Linked DNA regions of Homo sapiens: region 2 is linked to region 1. The links are chromatin loops, found by intact Hi-C in ENCODE. Cell type or tissue: K562. All regions are shown on one strand. Each heading gives the region's core, and the rest is flanking DNA. Links, peaks and the distances in the headings are about the cores only. Region 1 has its middle 24 kb from the start of MIR589. Region 2 overlaps TNRC18 (trinucleotide repeat containing 18).

What was found. Peaks named below come from ENCODE experiments on the same cell type or tissue, not always from the same donor. Only the 100,000 strongest peaks of a DNase experiment are listed, where the experiment ranks them.
Region 2: it touches region 1 in a loop (7-fold over the local background); 89 of 110 quality-filtered maps call a loop at or near these places.

The regions. Positions count from the first base shown.
Region 1 is chr7:5,469,603-5,474,973 of GRCh38, forward strand. It overlaps a transcript of FBXL18 not described here. Among named protein-coding and RNA genes, the nearest start is that of MIR589, 24 kb to the right of the region's middle. In K562, for the core only: a CTCF peak has its summit at 3,220; a DNase peak (open chromatin) is centred at 3,189.
Region 2 is chr7:5,363,867-5,369,237 of GRCh38, forward strand. The region is part of intron 11 of TNRC18 (trinucleotide repeat containing 18); the gene reads right to left. Among named protein-coding and RNA genes, the nearest start is that of TNRC18-AS1, 53 kb to the right of the region's middle. In K562, for the core only: a CTCF peak has its summit at 2,342 (motif pointing right); a DNase peak (open chromatin) is centred at 2,325.

The DNA of each region.
Region 1 (5,371 bases), core at 237-5,236:
CGTGTGTGGTGTGGGTGTGAGTGTGAGCGTGCAAGGGTGTGCATATAGGAAGCTCCGTGTGTGGATGTGAGCGTGGGAGCGTGCCGTGGAAAGCATGGGGTGTCCGTGTAAGTAGAGTGCGTGTGGGGTGAGCAGAGGTGTGTCTGTGTGGCTGGGGTGGAGGTGTGGACTCAGGCGGTGTTTGTGGACATGTGGAAGTGTGAGCACTGCTGGAACTGTGTGTGTGTGATATGGGTGTGACACGGGAGAGGGTTTATGAGCCTGAGTGTGAGTGTGCAGGTGTGTGTGCGAGGGCATGTGTGTGGGTGTGGTGTGTGTGAATGCGGAGTGTGCGAGTAAACGTCCGTGTGTGAATGTCAGAGTGTGGGATGTGGCATGTGATTGTCAGAGTGTCTGAAGTGTACGGGTATGAACGGGCGTGGGCGTGGGGCCGTTGGACGAGTGAGTGCACATGCGTGTGCGTGTGCCAGTCTGCGGGCGTGGGTGAGGGACTGATGGAGCGTGTGCCTTCCCAGCAGGGGCTAGAGATCAGCCTCGGGCAGTGACGCTGGGGCACCTCCCCTGCCAGCCATCATCTTCCCCAGGCTCTGCAAGGCTCAGCTGCATGCTGGCCGAGGGGGCCTGGCACACAGAGGCCGATCCCCAGAGGGACAGCAGGGGTCTGGCATCATGGCAGGGGACACAGCGCCACCCTCAGGGGCCCCGTGACCAAGGCGTGCCCCTCCCTACCCCTCACACATCCACCCCTCCACCCTGCCCCCAAGGCGGGTACCCAGCGCAGGCCCGGGCAGCTGCCCCAGCTCCTGGACCCTCCACATCAGAGTTCCCAAGACACCCGTGCCCGCGGGAGCCTGAGCTGCCACGAAACCCGAGAGCCAGGAACTCTGGGAAACCCGCAGTTCTGAGCTGCCCAGAGAAACCGCAGGAAGGGCCTGGCCAGCAAGTCACCATTCCCGGCTCCTGAGTGTCACCACGGCCAGCCTTCCACAGGGCAGGCAGACACAAGACACAACACACAAAAGGAAGGGGAGACCCCCAGGCCCCTTCCGCAGAGGCTTCTCCGACCCCCGGCCCAGAGGCTGCCCCCTCCCCTTCCCGGGGGGGAGATGTCCCCTTCCCGGGGGGGAGATGTCCACTTCCTGAGCTTGGAACACAGCAGAGTGGCCCCCGGCACCTGTGAAGGGACACAGGTGACATCCTTTGCTCTCCCAGCGCGGCCGGCTGGGAGCTCTCCTCCTTCACCCAAGGCCTGGAGATGGCGGTGGCTGAGAAAGGCTGGCCGGGTTCCCAGGCTGCTCCAGCCACGCAGAGGCGTCCCTGTGTCCTTGCCAATGGTATCTGAGTAGGGACTCCCCTCCCTCATCCGTGCAGAGCAGAGGCCCAGCGTGCAGCATCTCACCCGGGCTCTGTGACTGTGCGACACGCTAACCACCACTAGCTGCGTGGCCTTAAGCAGGCAGCTGACCCCCGGGCGCCCCGACTTCATCTGCAAAGCAAGGGTCACGGCAAACCATGGCTCCGAAGCTAGGATTCCGTCACGCCATCTCCACTATCCTGCAAGTTCAACGCCCGCAATAAATCAGCCGCTGTGCAGGGCTCCTGGGGGCAGCCAAAGCCTCTCGAGCTGGCTCTTCCGCCCTCCTCCAGCCACGACTCCCGAGGCTTCCAGTGCAAACCCTCGGAACACACGGGCCGGGGCTTTTTCGCTCTGTCGCCCAGGCTGGAGTGCAGTGGCGCGATCTCGGCTCACTACAACCTCCGCCTCCCGGGTTCACGCCATTCTCCTGCCTCAGCCTCCCAAGTAGCTGGGACTACAGGCGCCCGCCACCACACCCAGTTAATTTTTTGTATTTTTAGTAGAGACGGGGCTTCACCATGTTAGCCAGGATGGTCTCAATCTCCTGACCTCGTGATCCGCCTGCCTCGGCCTCCCAAAGTGCTGGGACTACAGGAGCCCGCCATCACGCCCGGCTAATTTTTTGTATTTTTAGTAGAGACGGGGCTTCACCGTGTTAGCCAGGATGGTCTCGATCTCCTGACCTCATGATCTGCCCTCCTCGGCCTCCCAAAGTGCTTTTCATTTTTACTTTAAAGGCTCGCCACATGGACAAAGGCCAGGCGGCTTCACACACTCAGTCGACTCCAGGTACAGACCCCTGACCTTTTCAGGGCTCTTCGCATGTTCTGGCCTCCCTGGCGTAGTGCCCCCCACAAAACAGGGGCATCATGGCCAGGCGCGGTGGCTCACGCCTGTAATCCCAGCATTTTGGGAGGCTGAGGCGGGAGGATTTCTTGAGCCCAGGAGTTTGAGACCAGCCTGGGCAACACAGTAAGACCCTGTGTGGTGTGGTGGGGCGCACCTACAGTCCCACCTCCTCGGGAGGCTGGGGCAGGAAGATCACTCAAGCCCAGGAGGTCGAGGCTGCAGTGAAGCAGGATGACGCCACTGCACTCCAGCCTGGGTGACAGAGCAAGACCCTATCTCAAAACAAAAATGAAGCAGGAGCATCAGCTCAGGAGGTGTGTGGGAAAACACAAGTTCCCCCAGACCTGGGCTGAAGCCGCTGCCCCCACTACACCCCCAGCACGCCCCTCAGCAAGGCCAAGGCCAACACCAACAGGCCCAGTGCACTAAGACGCACTTTCTAAAAATGGCCACAACATGACCTCCCACCCCAAGAGGTCTTCTGCAATGACAGCTCATCACTCATCCTGGCAAGTGGGGGGTCTGTGCCCCGTCTCTTGACTGTGGCAGCTTCTGGGACTGCCTTGGTCAACAGGGTGTGGAAGTGATGCCATGTGACAGCCAAAGCCAGGGCCCGTCCTTCTGGTTTTCTGGAGACGCTTGCTCTTGGGACCCAGCTGCCACGCTGTGAGGAAGCCCAACTAGCCTATGTAGAGAGACCACATGGAGAGGCCACTTAGACCACATGGAGAGACCACATGGAGGGGCCACATGGAGAGGCCACGTGACAAGGCCACATGGAGAGGTCTCATGGAGAGGCCACACGAGGCCACATGGAGGTGTTCTGGCCACAGGCCCCACTGAGGTCCAGGTCAACACCAGCATTGACCACCAGACCTGCGAGTGAAGATGCTTCCAGGAGACTTCAGTCCCCAACTGCTGAGTCACTGTGGTGGAGGCTCCAGACACCATGGAACAGATAACTCGTAGTGCCATCCCCTGTGCAAATACCTGCCCTGGAGAAGCCGTGAGCACCCCACAGTGGCCGTTCTGGACCCTGAACTTGGGAGTGCCTTGTTATGTACAAGACAGAATGTTTCTGGCTATTGCTCAGCCTTGGCGCTCCTCTCCCCCGCTTGCCTGTCACTGTAATGACAGTCTCACATGTTCCTCTGAAGGAAGGGCTCCTGGGCTTCCTCGCTGCACACATTCCCATCCTCTCTCCCCTGCTGCAGCCATTGGCGTCGGCAGCACAGAGTATCAGCCCCCACCCACTGCCCAATTCCCCAGCACCGACCGCTGATTTCCCTCCAGCCAGACACAAGACATCACCAGGGGACGGTGTGTACATGTCAAGCTGCAGGCAACGGCTCAGACAATGTTGGGCAGGATGGGAGGCTCCTGGCCCTATGTCGCCATTTCTGCCAGAGAAACACCATCACCTCAAGAACCAAGCCAGAAGGAGGCATTGCTGAGTCCCTGGCTCATGTGAGGGGCCCCACCCTGGCCGCTCCGTTCTGCAGCAGCCCTGGAGCCCACCCTCTGCCGGCAGCCCTGTCCCCATCCGGATCCTGGTGCCTCCTCCCACCTCCTGCCACATTTGGGCCGAGCCTCTTCCCAGAGCCCAGGACAGGTAAAGGAGGTCTCTGCCCCAAACTGACACTGCAAATACACCAGCCTCAAGAGCACAAGTGCCGGGTGCGGTGGTTCATGCCTGTAATCCCAACACTTTGGGAGGCCAAGGTGGGTGGATCACCTGAGGTCAGGAGTTCGAGACCAGCCTGGCCAACATGGTGAAACCCCGTCTCTACTAAAAATACAAAAAACAGCTGGGCATGGTGGCACATGCCTCTTACCCAGCTACTCAGGAGGCTGAGGCAGGAGAATTGCTTGAACTCGGGAGGCAGAGGTTGCAGTGAGCCGAGATTGTGCCACTGCACTCCAGCCTGGGCGACAGAATGGGACTCCATCTCAAAAAAAAAAAAAAAAAAAGCACATGCACTGCAGATTTCACTCTTTTTTTAGGTGGAGTCTCACTCTGTTGCCCAGGCTGCTGGAGGGTAATAGTGCGGCCTTGGCTCACTGCAGCCCCCACCTCCCAGGTTCAAGTGATTCTCCTCCCTCAGCCTCCTAAGTAGCTGGGACTACAGGCGTGCGCCACACCATGCCCGGCTAATTTTTGTACTTTTTGTAGAGATGGGGTTTCACCATGTTGGTCAGGCTGGTCTCAAACTCCTGACCTCAGGTGATCCACCAGCCTTGGCCTCTCCAACTGCTGGGATTACAGGCGTGAGCCATTGTGCCTGGCCCAGATTCCACTTCTATGGGGCACCCAGAGGAGTCAAACTCATAGGGACAGGAAGTAGAATGGTGGGTGCCTGGGGCTGAGGGAGGGGGCTGGGGAGTGAATGTTTAATGGGGACAGAGTTTCAGTTGGGAAAGATGAGAAAGTTCTAGAAGCGGATGGTGATGATGGCTGCACAACACTGTGATGTGCTTAATGCCACCGAACTGTGCAGTTCGTTTTTTTTTTTTTTCTGAGACAGGGTCTCGCTCTGTCACCCAGGCTGGAGTGCAGTGGTGCAATCACGGCTCACTGCAACAGTGACCTCCCAGGCTCAAGCGATCCTTCTGCCTCAGCCTCCCCCTAAGTAGCTGGGACCACAGACAGGTGTGTGCCGCCATGCCCGGCTAATATTTGTACTTTTTGTAGAGACAAGGTCTGACTACGTTGCCCAGGCTGCTCTCAAACTCCTGGGCACAAGTGTTGTTTCTGCCTCGATCTCCCAAAGTGCTGGGATTACAAGCATGAGCCACCGCCCCCAGCTTGAACTATGCACTTTATTTTACTTTTTTTTCTTCAAAAAAATCCTCCGCTGGCAAATTATGCACTTTATTTTTTATTTATTTATTTATTTATTTATTTATTTATTTATTTGAGACAGAGTCTCGCTCTGTCACCCAGGCTGGAGTGCAGTGGCGCGATCTCGGCTCACTGCAAGCTCCGCCTCCCGGGTTCAGGCCATTCTCCTGCCTCAGCCTCCCGAGCAGCTGGGACTACAGGCGCCCGCCACCACGCCCAGCTAATATTTTTGTATTTTCAGTAGAGACGGGGTTTCACCGTGTTCGCCAGGGTGGTCTTGATCTCCTGACCTCGTGATCCGCCCGCCTCGGCCTCCCAAAGTG
Region 2 (5,371 bases), core at 132-5,131, 110 kb before region 1:
AAGACAGCCCGCTTCCTTCCTCCTCCAACACACAGGTCCCTCCCTCGGGAGGCTACTGTGGGTGCAGTTTCCAGTAGACAGTTCCAGAAATGATTATGCATATTCAAATGCACACGACATCCACGGGCATCCTTTAAAATATAAAAATAAGCCGGGTGCAGTGGCTCACGCCTGTAATCCCAACACTTTGGGTTGCCAAGGCAGGTGGATAATTTGAGGTGAGCAGTTTTGAGACCAGTCTGGCCAACATGGTGAAACCCTGTCTCTACTAAAAATTCAAAAATTAGCTGGGCATGGTAACAAGCACCTGTAGTCCCAGCTATTCGGGGGTTGAGGCATAAGAACTGCTTAAACTCAGGAGGCAGAAGTTGCAGTGAGCTGAGATTGAGCCACTCCAACCTGGGCAACACAGCGAGACTCCAGCTCAAAAACAAAATTAAATAAAATATAAATGTAAACTGGGTGCCTGTAGTCCCAGCTACTCGGGAGGCTGAGGCAAGAAGATCACTTGAACCCAGGAAGTTGAGACTGCAGTAAGCCATGATCACACCACTGCACTCCAGCCTGGGCAACAGAGCGAGCCTGTCTCAAAGAAAACACACACACACACACACACACACACACACACACACACACACACACACACACGATCTCAGGCTGGGCACGGTGGCTCATGCCTGTAATCCCAGCACTTTGGGAGGCCGAGGCGGGTGGATGGCTTGAGGCCAGGAGTCTGAAACCAGCCTAGCCAACATGGTAAAACCCCCTCTCTACTAAAAATACAGAAATTAGCTGGGCATGGTGGTGACCACCTGTAATCCCAGCTACTTGGGAGGCTGAGGCACCAGAATCGCTTGAACCCAGGAGGCAGAGGTTGCGGGGAGGCATGATAGCCCCACTGTACCCCAGCCTGGGCAACAGAGGGAGGCTGTCTCAGGAAAAAAAAAAAAAAAAAAAAGATCTCAATCAGTACATACTGTATCACATTTTGCTTTTTTTCTGCTTAATGTCTTTTCTCATATTAGCACAAAGCAAACATCTACCTCCTCATTATGAGCTTGGACCTTATAAAAACTGCCATCTCTAAAGGTCAAAAACACTAGAATGCCAGCAATTTTAAATGGCCAAACGTGCAAAGGAGCCTACGCAGAATCATGTGGGGGGGCGGGGGCGGAAGGGCAGCCTAGAACACTCTTGAATTGATGAGTTTTGATTCATCTAAGTCATCTCCCATTGATGGCATTTAGATTGTTTCCTGTCTTTTCAAGATAGGGTCTCACTCTGTCCCCCACCCTGGCTGGAGTTCACCATCACACGTCACCACAGCCTCAAGCTGCCAGGCTCAAGCAATCACCCTGCCTCAGCCTCCTGAGTAGCTGGGACCACAGGCACATGCCGTCACACCCAGCTAGTTTTTGTATTTTTTTGTAGAGATGGGGTCTTGCTATGTTTCCCAGGCTGGTCTTGAACTCCTGGGCTCAAGTGATCCTCCCGCCTCAGCCTCCCAAAGTGCTGAGATTACAGGCGTGAGCCACCGTGTCCGGCCTCCTATCTTTTTGTAATAGGAGCACATGGGCACATAGCTGGGACACGTGTGACAGGAAGAGCCTCACCAGTGTGATGAATATGACCAGGTGTGTGCAGTTCTCTGATAAATACTCCCCCTACCCTCCAGGAAGGGTGCTCCAACCACAGAGATCTTGCTTTAGTCTCTACCAAATTTAAATGAGTTCTATTATAATTTTTCAATTGACATTTCATTTTTTTAATGCACATGGGGTCTCGCCATGTTGCCCGGGCGGGTCTTAAACTCCTGGGCACAAGCAGTCCTTCTGCCGCAGCCTCCCAAAGTACTGGGATTGCAGACGTGAGCCACCATGCCCGGCTGACATTTTCTTTGTGATCTAAAATACCAATTTTTGGCTGGGTGTGGTGGCTCACGTCTGTAATCCCAGCATTTTGGGAGGCCGAGGCGGGCGGATCACCTGAGGTCAGGAGTTCGAGACCAGCCTGACCAACATGGAGAAACCCTATCTCTACTAAAAATACAAAAAACTAGCCGGGCCTGGTGGCGCATGCCTATAATGCCAGCTACTCAGGAGGCTGAGGCAGGAGAGTCGCTTGAACCTGGGAGGCGGAGACTGCGGTGAGCCGAAAACCATATTCTCTATTGGCAGTGTGCAAAGTTCCAGAGACAGACATGACTAATGATGCTGCTGAGGGGGAGCTTCTCTTCCTTGGCACTATTCACATTTCACTATTCATTCGCATCTCTGCTGGGGGCTTGTCCTCTGCCTTCACTGTAGGGTGTCTTGCTGAGTCCCTGCCTTTACCCACTAGATGGCAGTAGTGCTCCCCCCAAGCTGTGACAACCAAAAATGTGGTTGCCAATGTCCCCTGGGGGGACAAAATCATCCCTAGTTGAGAATGCTTGTTTTGCTCTTCTTATATCTTTTTTTTTTTTTTTTTTTTTTTTTTGTGAGACAGAATCTCACTCTGTCGCCCAGGCTGGAGTGCAGTGACCAATCTTGGCTCATGCAACCTTCGCCTCCTGGATTCAAGCAATTCTGCCTCAGTCCCCTGAGTAGCTGGGACTACAGGTATGTGTCACCACACCCAGCTAATTTTTTTATTTTTAGTAGAGATGGGGTTTCCCCATGTTGGCCAGGCTGGTCTCAAATTCCTGACCTCAAGTGATCCGCCTGCCTTGGCCTCCCAAAGTGCTGGGATTCCAGGCGTGAGCCACCGCGGCTGGCCGCTCTTCTTATATCTTTAGGGAAACTGAGGCCACAAAGCCGCAAACCTGATCAGCTCCCAAAGGTTGATGTTAGATTGAAACCATCTCACCCACCCCATACCCCCGCCTCGAGGTCCTGCGAGACTTAAGAGTCTACAATGTCAGGTAAGGATGGAGGGCTGTTCTGTTCTCCAAGAGGGGACCAAGGTACAACTCTGTCACCTCCTTCACCCTCCCACAAACCTATTATCCCTAAGCTCTTAACTGATCAGGCAAGGGACGCCCAAGTGACCTCTAGGCCAGTGGTGATGGGTTCAGTCGTGTCCCCACTAATTTAATATGCGAGAATCCTAACCCCTAGTAACCTCATTAGGTGACCTCTGTGGGAGACAGGGCGTTTGCAGAGGTGGTCAAGTTCAAGTCATGACAGTGGGCCTTCATTCCGTAAGGCTGGTGTCCTAATAGGGTGGAGAATTCTGGGCTGGGTGCAGTGACTTACACTTGTAATCCCAGCACTTTGGGAGGCTGAGGCGGGCGGATCACTTGAGGCCAGGAGTTCAAGACCAGCATGGCCAACATGGGGAAACCCCGTCTCTACTAAAAATACAAAAATTAGCTGGATGTGGTAGCATGTGCCTGTAATCCCAGCTACTTGGGAAGCTGAGGCAGGAGAATCACCTGAACCCAGGAGGCAGAGCTTGCAGTGAGCGGAGATCACACCACTGCACTCCAGCCTGGGCAACAGAGGGAGATTCTGTCCCAGAAATAATTAAAAACAAAAACAAAACCAGTACCAGGTGGGAAGACCAAGGGAATGTTTTTTGTTTTTTGTTTTTTTTTTGAGATGGAGTTCCACTCTTGTTGCCCAGGCTGGAGGGCAGTGGTACCATCTCGGCTCACTGCAACCTCCGCCTCCCAGGTTCAAGTGATTTTCCTGCCTCAGCCTCCCGAGTAGCTGGGATTACAGGTGCCCGCCACCACGCCCAGCTAATTTTTGTATTTTTAGTAGAGATGGGGTTTCACCATGTTGGCCAGGCTGGTCTCGAACTCCTGACCTCAGATGATCTGCCCGCCTCGGCCTCCCAAAATGCTGGGATTACAGGCGTGTGCCACCGTGCCTGGCCAACCAAGGGAATTTTGATTTTCTTCTACCCAAAAAAAAAAAAAAGTTTCTATTGAACTATTTTCGTGAGAGAAAAGCAGCAATGAACTTTAGGACAAGTGCCTCCCAGTGGGGAGGGGGGCGTTGCTCACACAGGCCAATGGCAGCGTGGCTTCTCCAGGCTTCCTTGAGGGCCATCTGACCATGACAGTCACAAAGCCTTGAAAAATGTGGCCTTGTTTGGACCCAACAGTTCTACCTCTGGGCATACAATCCCAGGCAAATCAGAGATACGGACAAAGTTTTTTTTTCTTCAAGGATAACCATCATGTTATTTGCAACGGAGAAAAAAAAAAAACAACTTTGTTTTAAAGCAGACGAAAATGCCTGACCATCTAAGACTGGGTCATCAAGGGCCAGGGCCACCACCAGGCAGAAAGTTGGGCAGTCCCTAAAACAATGATTTTTTAAAAACCACAGCTTTAAGCCGGGTGCTCACGCTTGTAATCCCAGCAATTTGGGAGTCCAAGGTGGGAAAATCACTTGAGTTCAAGAGTTCGCGACCAGCCTGGCCAACATGGCGAAACCCCATCTCTACTTTTTGTAAAAAAAAAAAAAAAATTAAAAAACCCACAGCTTTGAAAAATGTTTAATAAAGAACATTTTAAGTAAAGTGTCCGGGCGCGGTGGCTCACGCCTGTAATCCCAGCACTTTGGGTGGCCAAGGCGGGTGGATCACTTGAGGTCAGGAGTACGAGACCAGCCTGGCCAACATGGTGAAACCCCATCTCCACTAAAAATACAAAAAGATAGCCAGGCATGGTGGTGCGTGCCTGTAATCCCAGGTACTCAGGAGGCTGAGGCAGGAAAAATCGCTTGAACCTGGGAGGCGGAAGTTGCAGTGAGCCGAGATGGCACCACTGCACTCCAGCCTGGGTGACAGAGTGAGACTCTGTCTCAAAAAAAAAAAAAAAAAAAAAAAATTTAAGTGAAAAGGGCAGGGCAGGTTACAGAACACTATTTACAAAAAGATCTTAATTTGAGAAGTAAATATGTGTATGTGTGTTCTAGAGGAAATATACTAAAACACTGGCAGGGATATCATCTCTTCAACGGGTGTTGCCCCGGCCCTTCCTCCAAACCAGTTCTAGGCCCAGTTTTCCATGCTGAACATCAGTCATTCTGTGTCTGGCCCAGCATTCAGTGCCCTTTCTGCTGAAGGCATCCCATTCTCTTTGAGAACTACCCTCCCCCTTCCCTACACCCCAGAGGCAACACATCCCAGATCAAAGGACAGGTAATGATCAGCGCAGCCCATGTCCCAGAACTCAGTTTGATGCCCGCAAAAAGCATGAACCGAGGCTGGGAGCGGTGGCTCACACCTGTAATCCCAGCACTTTGGGAGGCCAAGGCAGGCGGGTCACTTGAGGTCGGGAGTTCGAGACCAGCCTGGCCAACATGGCAAAACCCCATCTCTACTAAAAATACAACAATTAGCCAGGCATGGTGGCACATGCCTGTAATCCCAGCTA